Linked DNA regions of Mus musculus: region 1 is linked to region 2. Evidence: chromatin loops called from intact Hi-C (ENCODE). Cell type or tissue: heart. All regions are shown on one strand.

Region 1 (8,000 bases), 72 kb before region 2:
TGACTGGAATCTTGGCTATAAAACAGTGGGTTTTTTTGGGGGGGTTTTGGGGGGGGCAGGGGGATAGTCTAGTGTTTTCCTGTTGTCGATTTGAGGACCATAACAAATAAAAGTTTTACCAGTTTATTTAAAAAAATCAAATAAATAAAATAGGGATTATGTATGGCCTCTTTTTTAAAAATTTTTTTTGGTTGTGACATTGAGAATCAGACCCATGGCCTTGAGTATGCCACTTAAAGATGCCCCCAACCTCCACCCAACAAACACACAGAGCTATGTCCCAAGCACTGGTGTTTTAAAAGTTGTTTTATATATATTTGCATTTTAAAAGTTTTAATTGAAATTTTGGCCCAAATTATGTTAAGTTTTGTAAACTTAAAAAAAATCCATAATAACATTACATCCTAGTTCGATATTTTGTGGTGATTTTCTTTGTGTTGTGTGTCTATTCTATGAATACGATCTTACTTTGCAGCCCTGGCTGGTCTCAAATGCATGATTCTTCTGCTTTTTAAGGTAGCTCGAATTACAGGTGAGAGGCATCACACCCACATTAAACTATTTTTTGAGTATTTGTATTCCTTTTACAAGTTTATAAAATTCAAATGTTTAAAAGCTGATTAACATACACAACCCTGTCAGGGATGGTTGCTTGACCTTGGCAATAACAGCATCAAGGCAATGCTTGCTTGGGAGATCTCCAAACTCATGTAGTCATAGCTTCCAAGACCTCTAGAGCTGTGAAAGTAGTTGGTGACTTTATTTCATGGATTCATTGAGTAGGCTCAATTATACTATATTCATAAACTCTCTGGCCCTCACTAAACATGTTCCTATAAACTTACTTTATAAAGTTGTAGCTGGTTAAAATCAGGTGCTCCCATAAGTGAGCTAATGTATTTTTTTGGTAGGATTGTTTATATCTGTATTTCTGATTAGTATCCAATTTAAAAATAACTATGTCATAAGTATTTTGATAATATCATATATTTGTTCTTCAACAGAATATAGAATAGTGACTTTAATAAATTACCTAAAATTTTTCTGTTTCACTTCCTTCTCATACATTCAACAATAAAAAATATTCAAGCGGTTGTTAAAATGAATCACTATAAAAATCAAAGTTCCTGGTGGTGTGTATGTTTGTGCATGTGTGTGTTGGTGCAAATTTTTAATCCCAGCACTTGGGAGGTAGAAGTAGGTGGATCTCTGAGTTAAAGGGCAGCCCGGTCTACAGAGCAAGTTCTAAGAAAGCCAGGGCTATGCAGAGAAATCCTATCTTGAAAAACAAAACAAAAAGCAAAACTCAACCCAAAAGTCCTTTAGTAAATATACAATGAGATAATGTCCAGCATGCACACACAAACAGGCACAAAACTACTGGCATTCAAAGTGTAGATTTTTAATATTTTTAAAGCTATTCCAGCCAGGCATGTTAGGAAGTCCACCTTTGAAATACCAGCATTTAGGAAGCAGAGGCAGTAGAATAATGAATTTGTGGCCAACATAGTAAAATCTACCTTAAAAAGCTAAAATAAGGGCTGGGGTGTATTTAAGTTGGTGGAGAGCACAAAACCCAACCCCAGCACTCAAAGGTAGATGCTAGAGGATCATGGGTATCTTTGGCTACAAAATTATTCTGAGGCTAGTCTAAGCAATACAGAGAACTGTTTCAAAAGAGGGGGAAGGGAGATTAAATAACACTAAACAAAAAAACAGAAAATGCTTTCCCCATTAAAGCATAGAAACTTAAACTAGGGCCACTTCTTCAACTGTAAGAACAATCTAAATACAGTCAAGCTAAAGGCAATGACTTGTTTAAGCCAGATCACAGGAGAAATGGCATTTTGCTCAAATAGAAGTCTGCAATATCAGAGAAATCAGGCTGGTCTCTGGCTATGGAATTGCATTCAGAAAGGGAAAGCGGGTCCTTCCCTCAGGATGTGCACTGACTCACAGTGGATGCTTTCTGCCTTTGGGAAGTGAAGTGATCACATGACTCCACTGCCCTGCGTGAGTATATAGAAGGTAAAGTGGCTCAGTGTAACTGATATGAAGTCAGCAGGACTTTATCTTCTATAGAAATATAAGGCAGCAGCAGCAGGCAGGATGAAAAAGAAAAGTCTTCAGATGAAGGAACATCACACACTCATAAACCTAAACATCTTCCAACCATAGCTGTATTTACGTGAAATTCTAGAAAAATTCAATTAATTTTATGTAGGAATTTTAATTTGATCTAACAAAACCATTTACTTTTCCCATGATTTATGTAAGGATTTCAACTCTTTTAGTTATTAACTTAATAACCTATGAAGTGCTTTCTTTGCTGCAATAATAATTAAGAAATGGAAGAATTTTTTGCATTTGTGCCCATCGGATTATCAACTATCTACCTCCTTGAGAACCCCTCTTTGTTCCAGGGGTTGGTACAATTGGAATACATTTTCTTTTGATATTTCTTGGGGTTTGGAGATACAGTTGTGTTTAACTGATTGTCTTAGTCAGGGTTTCTATTCCTGCACAAACATCATGACCAAGAAGCAATTTGGGGAGGAAAGGGTTTATTCAGCTTACATTTCCACATTGCTGTTCATCACTGAAGGAAGTCAGGACTGGAACTCAAGCAGGGCAGTAAGCAGGTGCTGATGCTGAGGCCATGGAGTGTTCTTTATTGGCTTGCTTCCCCTGGCTTGTTCATCCTGCTCTCTTATAGAACCCAAGACTACCAGCCCAGGGACAGTACCACCCACAAGGGGTCCTTCCCTGCTTGACCACTAATTGAGAAAATGCCCTACAGCTGGATCTCATGGAGGCATTTCCCCAACTGAAGCTCCTTCCTCTGTGATAACTCCAGCCTGTGTCAAGTTGACAGAAAACTAGCCAGTACACTGATCATCTGTTCAATGGAATAAAAAGTACCTCTAAACATTTAGGATAATGTTTTGTAGTCAGTCATTATACTCCTTAAATACCATGTAGGAGATACAAAATACATGAGAGAGATGAAAGAGTAGAATAGGAGGCTAGTGGTAAACCAGTTTGACCCTGATAGACACTGGCCAACCTGAGCAACTTATAAAAATTCCATACAAAAGAAATTGTTTCTCTGTGCATGTACAAATAGCTCCAAAGGAGCTTCCTAATGAAAATAAACTTCCTCCTGCCAATTTAGCGCCCCTAAATAGCTGTTTGCCAGGCCCATGACTCTGCTCTGTCCACCTACTTTTCCCACCAGGATATATGAATGACATCCCATGCTCCCAGAGAACACATGTCCAGTACGGTTCCCATGGTCTGCCTCACCTATTGTTCAAAACACAATAAGCTGGCAGGGAAGTGTGTCGTGATGCACTGATTTCAAATTTTCTAGGGTGGGGGCTGTCACTCATCTGAAAACTTGAACTGTTAGTAACTATCACAGATGTCCAGGTGTCTTTCACTCTTTCCTTCAGGTAAGAGCCAGATAGAGTTTTCTTCTAACTAGGAAAACTGAACAGGCTTGCTTCGTGTGTTAAGGTGCTGAAAAGAAAATCACCTCTGCTTTCATGTAGTGAAAAGATATTTAGAGAGCTTGACACTCTGACATGTTTCCGTTTCTATAAAATGCTGAAAACAAAACAAAATACAATGACCTTGCTTTTCAGAGGATCCGTGGGGGGAAAACCTAAGCTTCCATAGGGAGGGAGACTGTTAGCAGACTCCAGGGTTATCTTGTAAACAGGAAACAACTTTGTGAAGTGTGTGTGTGTGTGTGTGTGTGTGTGTGTGTGTGTGTGTATGTGTGTGTGTGTGTGTCTGGCTCCTTCTCTCTGTGTCTGTGTGTGTATGCATGCCTTTGTGTGTTTCTCTGTCTGTGTGTCTCTGCATCTCTGTCTCTGTCTCTCTGTCTTTTTTTTTCTCTCTGTGTTGTGTGTCATATGTGTCTCTGTTTTTCTATCTCCTCTTTCGCTCTCTGTGTGTCTGTGTCTCTGTGTCTTTGTGTGTTTCTCTGTGTCTATGTGTCTCTGCCTCTATGTTGATCTCTGACTTTCTGTCTCTCTGTCTCTCTGTCTCTCTCTTTGTGTATGTGTGTCTCTGTCTCTCTGTCTTCTTCCCTTTTGTTCTGTGTGCCCCTGTCTGTTTGTTTTTGTGTGTTTCTCTGTGTGTCTGTGTATCTGTGTCTTTATCTGTGTCTGTCTGTCTGTCTCTCTGTGTAATGCTATAATTTCTATGCTTATGATTAAGGAACTATTATAAAACAAATAAATGAAGAAATAACAACAAAACACCCCTCATCTAACTAGTGAGATTTTAGTTGATATTTGTAGGATTTTTATATTTGGACACTAAACTAAGGAAATATAGATAAAACAAGCTCAAAAGTTCACTACAGAGCAAAGCTTTTATCTGTATTTTATCTAAACTAAATGATTAGTAAGCCAACGAACAAGAGGCATCTTCCCTTATCTCTTCCAGATCTCTTATAATAATACAGAATAAGATGGTCCATAAATTTAAAAGAAGTCAACATGCTGAAGGAGGCAGGTTCCTATGTGCACATATATAGCAAGAAAAAAAAATTCTCTGCTGAAAAAGAAGTGTCAGTAATTTTCTAAAACTGGTACTTGACACATTATAAAAGTTAGTAATTAAAACATCATGCAGGGTCCATGGCTCAATGGCTCAGTGGTTGAAGCTGCTTGTTGCTAATCCTAATTACTGAATTTCCTTGAACCCCCATGCTGGGGAGAGAGAAATGATTTCTACAAGTTACCTTCTGACCTCTACATGTGCATCATAGTGTACACACACACACACAGTAAATAAACAAATAAATAAATACATGAATAAATGAATGTAAAAAAAAGTTTAAACACTGTGACAAGTCATAGGAGTCCACCTATTCCGTTTGAAAATAGACCAGGAATCTGAAACCCAAATATAAAAGTGCTTAGACAGTGGGGTTCATATAAAGCATTTCATAATAGTTACTTCTCTAAGAATGTCTTCATAGTAACATTTCTAATTATTTGCTAGCTATAGAAAATGATACTTCATGTAAAATAAATTTGAGAAGGGAAATACTAAAGTGCTTTAAATTTCTACTGCTTCTCAATTAAAGTTACATATTATTTCTGTTAGTTTGAATAACCAAAGTTGTAATTTCTTAATGATTGACTTTTCAGGTTTTATTTTTTAAGAAAAAGATTATTTTTATGAATATGTGTTTTGTCCACATATATGTATATGTGTGCCTAGTGCCATCAGAGGTCAGAAGAGGGCATTGAATCCTCTGGAATTTGAATTTTAATTCAATTTAAAGATGGCTGTGAGGTGCCATGTAGGTGTAGGGACTCAATTCCCAGGCCTTTCCAAAAGCAACAAGTACTCTTAACCCCTCAGCCAACTTTTCATGCAAACAGGTTTTGTTTTTTGTTTTTTTTAATGGTTTTTCAAGACAGGGTTTCTCTGTGTAGCCCTGGCTGTCCTGGAGCTCACTCTGTAGACCAGGCTGGCCTTGAACTCAGAAATCTGCCTGCTTCTGCCTCCCGCGTGCTGGGATTAAAGGCGTGCACCACCACGCCCAGCGCAAACAGTTTTATAATAAAATTAGCACGTATCTTATTTCACATAAATGATCTAGATAGCCAAACAGGGGATTACATAGTAAAAGTATTCTACATTATATTTAACAAATTCAAGGGAAAACAGGCTTTAATACTTGACCAACTGATTCATCAAACACTAATTTACAGAAGGAAAACTGTTTAAAGCACGTGCACATAAATTAGATGGTTGGACATCACCGTGTTAAGCAAAGGCCTAAGAGAAGATCAGCAGTACAGCTCAGCAAAGCTGGGGAAGGGCAGGCCACGGAATTCGCTTTGGAAGACAAGTTCCGCACTAGGTTGACTTTTACTACTGAACCATTAATCATTTTCCCCCCTCACTTTCAAAAATGGCTTTAATCACAATATAAGAAGTGTCAAGCTGGGTGTGGTAGCTCACGCCTGTAATACCATCATGTAGGAAGCAGAGACTCGGGGTCAAGAGTTCAAGGTCAGCCTCAACCCTCTATCAAGTTTGAGACTAGCCTGGGCTACATAACATTATCTCAATCAGTCAACTAAAACCCCCATCCCCAAATTTGCAGTTATGCAGGTATTTGGCATGGGAAATGTGGAACTTAAGTAGAGAACAGTTCATACTGATGTAAGAGCATTCTCATTGAAGAACTGTGATTTATTTCCTTACCAGTTTCCTGTCCACATCATAGACACTGTGAGTCATTGTTTCTCCAGCCGGGCTCTTTCCCCTTCGATGAATAACCTTTCCAGTATAAATCCAATTGACCTTCTCACTTTATGTCTTTCTTCCTTCCCCTTTTGTCCGCTAACTTGAATTCCTTAATGTATTTATTTAGAGTCTGTGGGTCATCCTGAATATGACTTGCAGACCATTTGGGAAACAGTTTTGGATAATATGACAACATCACCGGTTAGTGGTTCACACACAGAGAGTGTGTTTGATGGTGCCTGATAACCAGAGATTTAAAGAACCAAATGATGGTTATGGAAACCAGTCCTGGTATTAGTATGCTACTGCTCAAAACTCATCTCTAACACTTACTGATTGTGTGGTTTGGGGGAAGTTAAGAGAACTTTCTAAGCTTTTATTTTCTTTTCTGGAAAAAGGACGCAATGCAGAGATAGTCTAAACTACATTTATAGGTGAGAGACATAAAGCCTTTTAGGAAACTAAGCATTAGGGCCAAAGGCCGGGGGAGAAAATTATTGGAATAGGAAGACAGCAATGGCGATTTTTTTCCATGATATTCTTCCTGAGCAACAAGTTGCAGGGAGGGTCTATTTTTAAAACGCTATTTCACAGAAATGATGATAATACAGTTATATATTTAAAGAGATCTAAACCCCTCTGTTTCTGTCCTGTTGGGACTCCTTCCTGGGAAGACAGACACAGGACTGTTGTTAGCTTCGGTGGACTGCTGACATTTTGAAACAAATGGAGGTTTCAGCACTGTAATTATATCTACTAAGTGTTTGAGAAAGAGGAAAATTTAGGTTTGGTCCATTATAAATGTGTTATATTTATACTTTTTACATGCATCTCTGTTTTCTTAGAAAACATTTCTGCTATGTAACCCATGCTGGTCACAAACATTCACCCCTCCCTCCTCTGCTATCACATGCTGGGATTACAGGTGTGTGACATGGTACCCACGCAGATGCATTGCTAATGTCTTTGTATGTTAGTGTGTATATCAGAAAAAAGAATCATTAGCTAGTGAAAAAAATGTATAATAGAGATGGAAAATCTATTTTATTATGTCTGCTTAATATAACTATCTGTATTTCCATTCTTAAGAATATCTTCACTGAAAAGCTTGAAATATTTTGTTTTGAAATTCAAAACCCAAAGACAATATCTATGTATGAATGTATATACATATACATGCCGTCAATTTACCACATTTTCTTATCTCTAATATCCAACAATAGCTTCATGTTTGTCACATACCAAATGGTGAGCATCATTTTACATTTTAAGTCATTTTTCTCTGTTAAGAAAAATCACACAGGATTTCTTTTTAGTATAAAAATAAAGGTGAAAAAACTGAGAAATAATTGCTAGCATTCTTAGTTTCCTCATCTAATATGCCTATATATTTTATACAAACTGCATGCAAATATATAGAGCATTTCATGTTTCTTTGGCAATCCCTTGCCTGTAGGACTGTGGAACACTTTGGTATTTGGTATTTGAGCACTTGGTCTCCAGCTAATGGTGTTGTTTGAGAAGGTTCTGGAACCTATGGGAATGGAGCCTTGCCAGGAGAAGTAGTCCTCTAGGAAGGGTTTTGAGTTTTTAGAGCCTCCCCTTACTTCTGTTAGCTTTCCCAGTTTTTTTGCTTGGGTTTGGAAATGTGAATTCTCAACTTCTTGCTCCTGCCCCTGAGGCCTGCCACTTGCTGGCAGACTTCCCTGTTATGAGGTCCT
Region 2 (8,000 bases):
CCCCTTTCTTCTTCCTCTTTCTTATTTCTTGACTGGGTATGAGGAAAGCAGTTTTACTCTCCAGTGCTTTCTAAAACAACAAGGCCAAAGAATCACAGACTCAAACTCCAAAGCTGTGAGTCTAGACAACCCTTTTTTCTTTTCTAAATTGATCATCACAGATATTTGTTACAGTAGTGAAATGTGAGTGCTACACACTCTGCTCTTGATTTTACAAACTGATGAAGAAATACATTTTTATAAGTATTAGGGGGAAATTAAATGTTGCGTGTGGTGGAATTATATAGTGCCTACTTTAAAATTTAAAGGATAAAATATTAATGACACAATTAAATTACTCACAGATTATTTCCTTTATACTAATAATTAACCGGAGCTGTGAATTAACAATAAGACTTACACACAGTAATAAATTATTTTGTTTTTATGAGAACATTGAACTGGGGTCATTATTCATTGACTCTTCAGGAAGTACTATGACATACTTTCTAGCAGCATGAAAGCAGACATCAGATAACCATGACAACAGTGATGGCTATTAGATAATACCACCACCACCAGGGCTCTCGCAGGATTTACTGTGATGAATCCTGGCAAATGCCCCAGGTGGTAGAGGTCACTTTTATTTTCATTCCATAAACAGGGAAATGGAGCAGGGGAGATAAACTTTCCCCAGCATCACACAGGGAGTAAAGGACAGCTGTGACTTTGACCTGGGTCATCTGAAATCAGACTCTGGACTGTTCCCACTCTACTATATTTCATTCTCTGAAACAATGACGGGGGGAGGGAGGGAGGGAAAGAGGGAGAGGAGGAAGGAGAGAAAGAGGGAGATTAAGGGGGAGGGGAAGGGAAGGGAAAGGAAGGGAAGGGGAGAGGGAGGGGAGGGAAGGGGGAGAGGGAGGGGAGGGGAGGGGAGAGGGAGGGGAGGGGAGGGGAGGGGAGGGGAGGGGAGGGGGAGAGGGAGGGGAGGGGAGGGGAGGGGAGGGGGAGAGGGAGGGGAGGGGAGGGGAGGGGGAGAGGGAGGGGGAGGGGTAGAGGGAAAAGGGAAGGGAGAAGGAATGAATCATTGATTTTTTTTTCTCCTAGCTCCAGCACTGAAGCTGTAAAGAAGAGGAGCCACTCAGGCAGAATAAAACCAGGAGATAGTAAAAATCATTGACAATATTTTAGAGCATGTGCTTCACACCAGCTATTGCTGTAAGACCTCTGAGCATATTATTTCCATGCTTATAGCAACCCTAAGAGATGCCATTTACTACTTCATCCCACAGGCGCCACTGCATACTTGCTTGTGTCTCTGCAGGGAGTAAGCAAATGTGAACCCAGGGTCTCTGACTTCAGGGGTTTGGGCAGAATTACTTACATTTTGCCTCTTTCTTAAGCTGGCATTAGATGCACTTTGGGGAGACCTCTGGTTTCATGATACTGAAGGGCAGACAGGCAGGTTACAGAAAAATAAAGCGTCTGTGGATTGGTTGAAAATCAAGAGGGAGATCGAGAACTACTAAGACAAAATAGGTAGATTGATCCCATTAGGCACGAGGCAGAATTCTGGTGTGTAAAGATACTAGGCAGAGCTCTCTAACACACTTCCAGAAAGACAATGGGATAAAGAGGTGGGACTTTCCTAACAGCAGGAAGGGAAATATGGGGTTTGCTTTGTTAAAGGAAACAAAACAGAAGAGGACAAGTGGCTGTGTGCAATTCTAGAGATAAATCACAATGGGATGACTAGCAGGCACTCACTCTTGAGTGACACAGAGCAGGACAGTCAAGGGCAGAGACTTGTAGCATCTGCAGTCCATTTCAACACTGTGATCCAGAGGAAAGGGTGACTTCTGGACCAGTTTTTAAATCTTCAATAGCTCCTGCCCTATTTAATTTGGTGTGCATTAGACAAGTTATCAATGCTGCTGGGAAGAAAGGGTCCAATAATAGAACTTAATTTACTAGGATAGTTGAATTCCCATTCAAGGACAAGGATGAACTGCTGAGTGTTAAGAGACACCGTGAGGTTGGGTATCCATCAGTCATTCTAGATGTCACTTGCAGGACCTTGGCCTGGATCCAGTAAGGTTTACTAACACTCTGTGCAACGAAATGCTATTCCAAGCTGCTATGCACTGTAGCTAGTTTTTATTCTTATTCAGTTCAGTATTTTCTGAGTCAGGCACATTGTCTAGTTTGTGTCACACAGTCCAAGTTCCTTCTTAAATATTTCCTTGTTTTTCTAATTCCTTTATACATTGTCTCCATTCCCGTATCCCTCTACAACAGAAACTGTTATTTTAATGTACTTTCCTTTTCTTTGTGTAGGAGATGAGCATCATGGGTAGGTATGTGTTTGTTATAATTTGTGCTTAGGTTACTATTTCATAGTGCTATAATTGTTTCATTTTAAATCACTTGGTATTGTGTTTTAAACATGCATTTATTCCTAGTCCTTTGATTCCAACTGTGGCACAGTATTACATTGTGTGTTTCCAGCAGGGTGGATGTTGTACTGTAAATAATATATTACATGATTTTAAAAAGGCTGAATCTCCCAGTCTGTGGGCCCAGAAAAGCTTAGGTTGGGATTTCTCTGGAAGAGATTATCAGGCGAAAGACTGCTCACTTGTCACTATTTGGTTGCATGTTTCCTAGATGCTCATCAGAATGGTTATGTTTGCAATTCATGTGTTTGTGGACTATATACTTCTTAAGAGTTCTTACTTGTTTGTGGATCTGTACTAACTGGCTCAATACTAAGAAAATGTTTACTGTACGTTTGTTGAATAAATAAGTGGGATCGAGTAGATCAAGCCAATTAATGCAAAAGGAAATTAGCATGGTCAAATAGAAATGAGACCCATGCGGCTTAATTTACCTACACAGAGACTTTCAGTTTGCTAGTGAGGAAGAGAAAAAACACTATTCAAAAGTTGCCAGAGTTTCAGGACTCTGTGTCCTGTCTTTGAACTGCTGTTTCCTCAGAGGAGTGGAAGGGATTTCTATTATACTGAGTAAAAAGGACATGCTCTGTGGAGCTTCCCATAATTGTTCCAAGAGCAAACTGTACTTCCAATGCCACTTCTCCCAGAAGTCAACACTATTTCCTCTCTCACTCTACCTTCCGGTTAAAAAAAAAAAAAAAAAGAAAAAGAAAAGAAAGTTCCTGTTTGTGATGAACAGAGGTCGGGCTCTCCGTGGGAATATTCACAAAGAATTGACATCCTCTGCAGACAATGTCACCGTGTCATAGGGCACGTTTTACCTTCCACATTGGATCACCACGTGGAATGTGTGCAGGATGGGATATCCATCACTGGATGACAGACTTATGACAACACTGTGGATCAGCGCCAAACCAATTGGGAGATGCTCCTGGGTGGCTCCTACAATAAAATGACAGAGGGTTCTGGTCTGAAATCAAGGCGGCTGGGGCGAGAACGGGAGCATTGCAAAAACAATCCTAAAGTATTTCCAAACATAAGTCTAGGATCTAAAGGGAATCAGTGCATAACTACTTTGATTTTTCAATTTCTTATGCCTAAGAAAAATTAAATGAGGACAAAAGTGGTTAAATTCGCCACTTAGCATTATCTCCAATGTTTAAGCTTTACACCGTGCTTTTTTAAATCACATATAATATTGAGATTTTAAACTGTATAATTAAATGTCCTAGCATGGTTTCTGCCACAGTGATGAAAAGCAACTTTGGGAAGGTGGGTTCATTGGCTTACACTTCCACATTCCAGTCTGTCTTCAGCGGGAGTCTGCTGAGGAGCCCAAGGCAAGAACTCGGAGACAAGAGCTGAAGTAGCCTGAAGCTTGGAGGAACCCTGCGTACAGGTTTGTGTTCCTGTGGCTTGCTCAGCCATTTTTTTAAAACAACCCAGCACCACCTGCCCAGGTGGGCCACCTCACGTCAATCATTAATCAAGAAAACATCCTCCAGACCCAGGTACAGACCAATGTGATGGTCCTCAACTGCTGTCCCTCTTCCTAGATGAGTCTAGTTTGTGTCATTGACAAAAACTAATCAGCACACTTAGTCCCCAAAGTGTGATTGTTAAAACAGGAAGGGAAAAAATTAATAATAATAGCTTGAGATTCAGACAGAAAATTAGCACTAAGAAAGTGATGACTTTTGCATTGTTGTGAATACCTGATAGAAACAAATGGAGGGGCGGAAAATTGATTCTGAAATTCTAGTTCGTGTTAAGTCCACACACTTGTGCCAAATGTCACAGTAGTGGGAGTAAATGACAGAAGAGATTCTCCATGGAGGATAAGGAACAAGAGAAAAGGTACACAGGAAAGAGTTAGGAGAGATATAGTCCCAAGTATACACTTGGTGACCCACTTTCTCCTACTGAGATCCATGCCTTATCTTTCATTGCCTGTCAATAATGCTATTTATTATTATTATTATTATTATTATTATTATTATTATTATTATTATCCTATCAAGTGATTAATCTAGTGGTTAGGTCCAAGCTCTTTGATTGGATTTTCTCTGGAAATATCAGCAGAGACACATCCAGAGGTCTTCGTTGTGAGGAGCGGGTATGGTGGCAGTCCCAAGAAGGCGCCAGGGACTGCAGCTAAGTCTTATGACTTGCACCTGACTTCCTCATCTGAATATAAGCCACAACCATCATAAGAGCTGCGCAGGTGTACCAGGATACTGGCGAATCCATTTTGGTGGAGATATGCCCCTGCTGCCCTGATTAGCTGAAGCTGTGTACCTGGTGAGGTGACGTGGCCTGCTGTGAGTGGATGAGGGCTGAGAGTATATAAGAGTGAGAGGCCCGGGTTAGAGAGAGGATTATTATTACTGGGAGATATAAACAAAGAGAAAGAAGAGAGAGGAAGACTGGTTTGCTGAATAAACTGCTGTTAGAAGGACTGGTGGTCGTGTCGTTCTTGCTGGTCGAGAGCGGACGCGACACTTCATCACTTATCTTCGAATAAAATTAACTGACAGTTTTAGTTGATCATTGAACCTGAGCTCAACTTAGAACCTGGAGAACCATGTTCCAACATTGCTCTTGGTAAGAGGCTGGGTGATGGAAGGGAGTGTTTGAGTATCTTAAAGCAAGTGGAGTACGCTGGACAACACTAAAGTCTATTGTGAAGTTAGTAAAACCATGGAAATTTCATTAAATCTTATGAGTTTCCCCTCACAGGGGTTGGGTTAAGCTAAGTAGCGGAGTCAGAGAGTTACATTAGTTTTCAAATCACACCGCATCACCAGGAAACTTTGTAAAGAAGAGGACAGATTTTATTTTCCAATCAACTCAGCAGGTGGTATTTCCAAAATGAATATCATGGCACAGAGTAAAGGTTACGATAAACTTGGAGAATCCTCAGTGCAGTGGTGGATATGAGTTAGTCACAGATGAAAAATCCTAGTCTCTGCAACTTTTTCTCAATGAGACTTAGTTGAGTGTGTGATCAAACTAGCTGTTAAGAAGAAACACCTTAAATACATCCCCTGAAAATCCTCGTTTCTGAGGTTGCAGTTGGTCGCCACATTCGACATTAAATGGTGACACCAACATGTTAGTCCGTGATCCATTTGATTCATTTCTCCTCCTCAACATCAACTGCTTGCCTGGACCACTATTGTGACCCATGTTGTGCAGACGCACTAGATGGGCAAGAATAACACAAGGACTGGTTACCTGGTGTGTCAGTGACTCACTCTCCTGGAGAAAGAGTTTTCAGCACCCTTGTTAGATAGTGAAACTGTTGAAAAATCAATAAATGAAGTGCTAAGTCACTGCTAATGAATAAAACTGGAGTCTCACTAGCTTGATGCTTCTACAGTAATGGCGTATGTTTTTTTCCTAAACATACCTGACAAACTTTCCTCCAATAGTTACTTCTGTTAAAAAAGAATCTTCTTCTTTACAAAGTTTTCTGGTGAAGCAATGTGATTTGAAAACTAGTATAACTCTCTGACTCAGCTACTTAGCTTAACCCAACCCCTGTGAGGGGACACTCATAAGATTTAATCTTTTTTTTCTTTAAGTTTTATTGCATTATGATGAGAAAAGATGCATAATTTCAATTTATTGAATTTGTTAACATTTAAAAACATATTTTGAGTAAATAGACTTATCACATTTTTCTTTCCCTTTTGTACCCCAGAGATCCCCCTTTCAAAACCTGCAATACTTTTCATTTTTTATCATATTCTTTAAAATTTATAAAATATTGTAAAAATAAAAATGAGTGGTATAAAAGTTGTTTGATATAAAACAACAATCAATTGAAAAGTCTTATGTAGATGTTTATCTACAGAAATATTGAAAATACATACTTTTTTCTCAATATAAATTTTAAATAGCTTCAAATATATTAATTGTGTGATATTTTAAGATAATATATCACTATTCATTTTGTAATGAGCAAAAATAGATAAAGTCTTTTTGTTTGTTTTGTTTTTAGTAGAGCTTAAAATCTTGGCTCTTACTGTGGTACAAACACAAAATAAGAACAGTTTTTGGACATTGGAGTCCATTTTAATAAGGCTGTACTTGAATGTCCCTCACATCACCAAAGAATTTTACCTCCATCGTAGATAAGCTAAGAGGTGACAGTTCTGCTGCGCCAAGGAATGAATTGTAGGCACGATTTTTGGATACAGATTTCCTGATACAGTCAAAGCTACTTGACTTGGGTGATTGTCGTCATTCTCAGCCCACAGGGAACAGAATATATCCATTTAAGAAATGGTGTGTGTATTAAGATGGTTTATCCATGAAGTCATTCATCAACTGTTTCAATGAACAATGGTTCTGCTTGGCACAGACATTAGGTGTGGGTAAGATTCTGGTTCATTGGCTGTGATGATTTTGAAAAGCATTCATCTCAGAATAAGAGTAACTTATAAAGTCCTCTTATTCAAAATTGATACAATAATTATAAATATCAAGCAAAGCCTTCATTCTTTGTTGTTCTCTTACAAGCCACCTCCCAAATTAGCTGTCTACATTTCTTTTGGCTGTATAAATAATTTTGAAATATGTAAGGTGTTCTGAAAACCATAGTGTAGTGTAAAAACATCAAATAAACAATCCTACTAATAGAGAGGCTGAGACAGGAGAAGCATTCTTTCAAGACCATTATGTGCCACACAGCAAGACCCTGCCATGTACAAACAAGCAGAAAATGTATATGGATTGTACAATGTTGGGCCTATTTCTCCCATTACCAAAATAGAGAGAGACCACTGGATGATAGCCAACAAATTTCTAATTCCTCATATTTCTAAGTTTCAATCGATTGGGATATATTGGTAATATTAATTTCCATATTAAGAGATATTAAGGAAAAGTGATTGTTACTTCCTGTTAATTTTCTTGTTGAGGTAAAATTATGCTTGCATGGGTTTGTTGAAAGATTACTTTCTTGCTTCTTCTAGGGTGTAGTTTCACTCCTTGTGTTGGTGTTTTCCATCTATTATCCTTTGTAGGGCTATATTTGTGGAAAGATTTGTGCAAATTTGGTTTTGTCATGGAATATCTTGTCTCCATCTATGGTGATTGAAAGTCTTGTTGCATATAGTAGTCTGGGCTGGCATTTGTGTTCTCTTAAGATCTATATGACATCTGCCCAGGATCTTCTAGCTTTCATAGTCTCTGGTGAAAAGTCTGGTGTAATTCTAATAGGTCTGCCTTTGCATGTTACTTGACCTTCTCCCCTTATTGCTTTTAAAATTCTTTGTTTAGTTCATTTCGTGTTTTGATTATTATGTGACAGGAGGAATTTCTTTTTGGGTTGAGTCTATTTGGAGTTCTATAGGCTTCTTGTATGTTCATGGGCATCTCTTATTTAGGTTATGGAAGTTTTCTTCTATAATTTTATTCAAGATATTTACTGGCCCTTTAAGTTGGGAATCTTCACTCTCTTCCATACCTATTATCCTTAGGTTTGGTCTTCTCATTGTGTCCTGGATTTCCTGGATGCTTTGGGTTAAGAGCTTTTTGCTTTTTGAGTTTTCT

The links. Hi-C counts contacts between places; a loop is a spot of excess contacts. Peaks named below come from ENCODE experiments on the same cell type or tissue, not always from the same donor. Only the 100,000 strongest peaks of a DNase experiment are listed, where the experiment ranks them.
Region 1: a loop joins it to region 2, with 9 times the contacts of the local background. A loop is called at or near these places in 7 of 42 quality-filtered maps.

What each region holds. Positions count from the first base shown.
Region 1 is chr10:56,679,826-56,687,825 of GRCm38, forward strand. No RefSeq gene overlaps it. Among named protein-coding and RNA genes, the nearest start is that of Gm36769, 250 kb to the right of the region's middle. In heart, no CTCF peak of the experiment used is centred here; a DNase peak (open chromatin) is centred at 3,226.
Region 2 is chr10:56,751,728-56,759,727 of GRCm38, forward strand. No RefSeq gene overlaps it. Among named protein-coding and RNA genes, the nearest start is that of Gm36769, 180 kb to the right of the region's middle. In heart, no CTCF peak of the experiment used is centred here; a DNase peak (open chromatin) is centred at 3,294.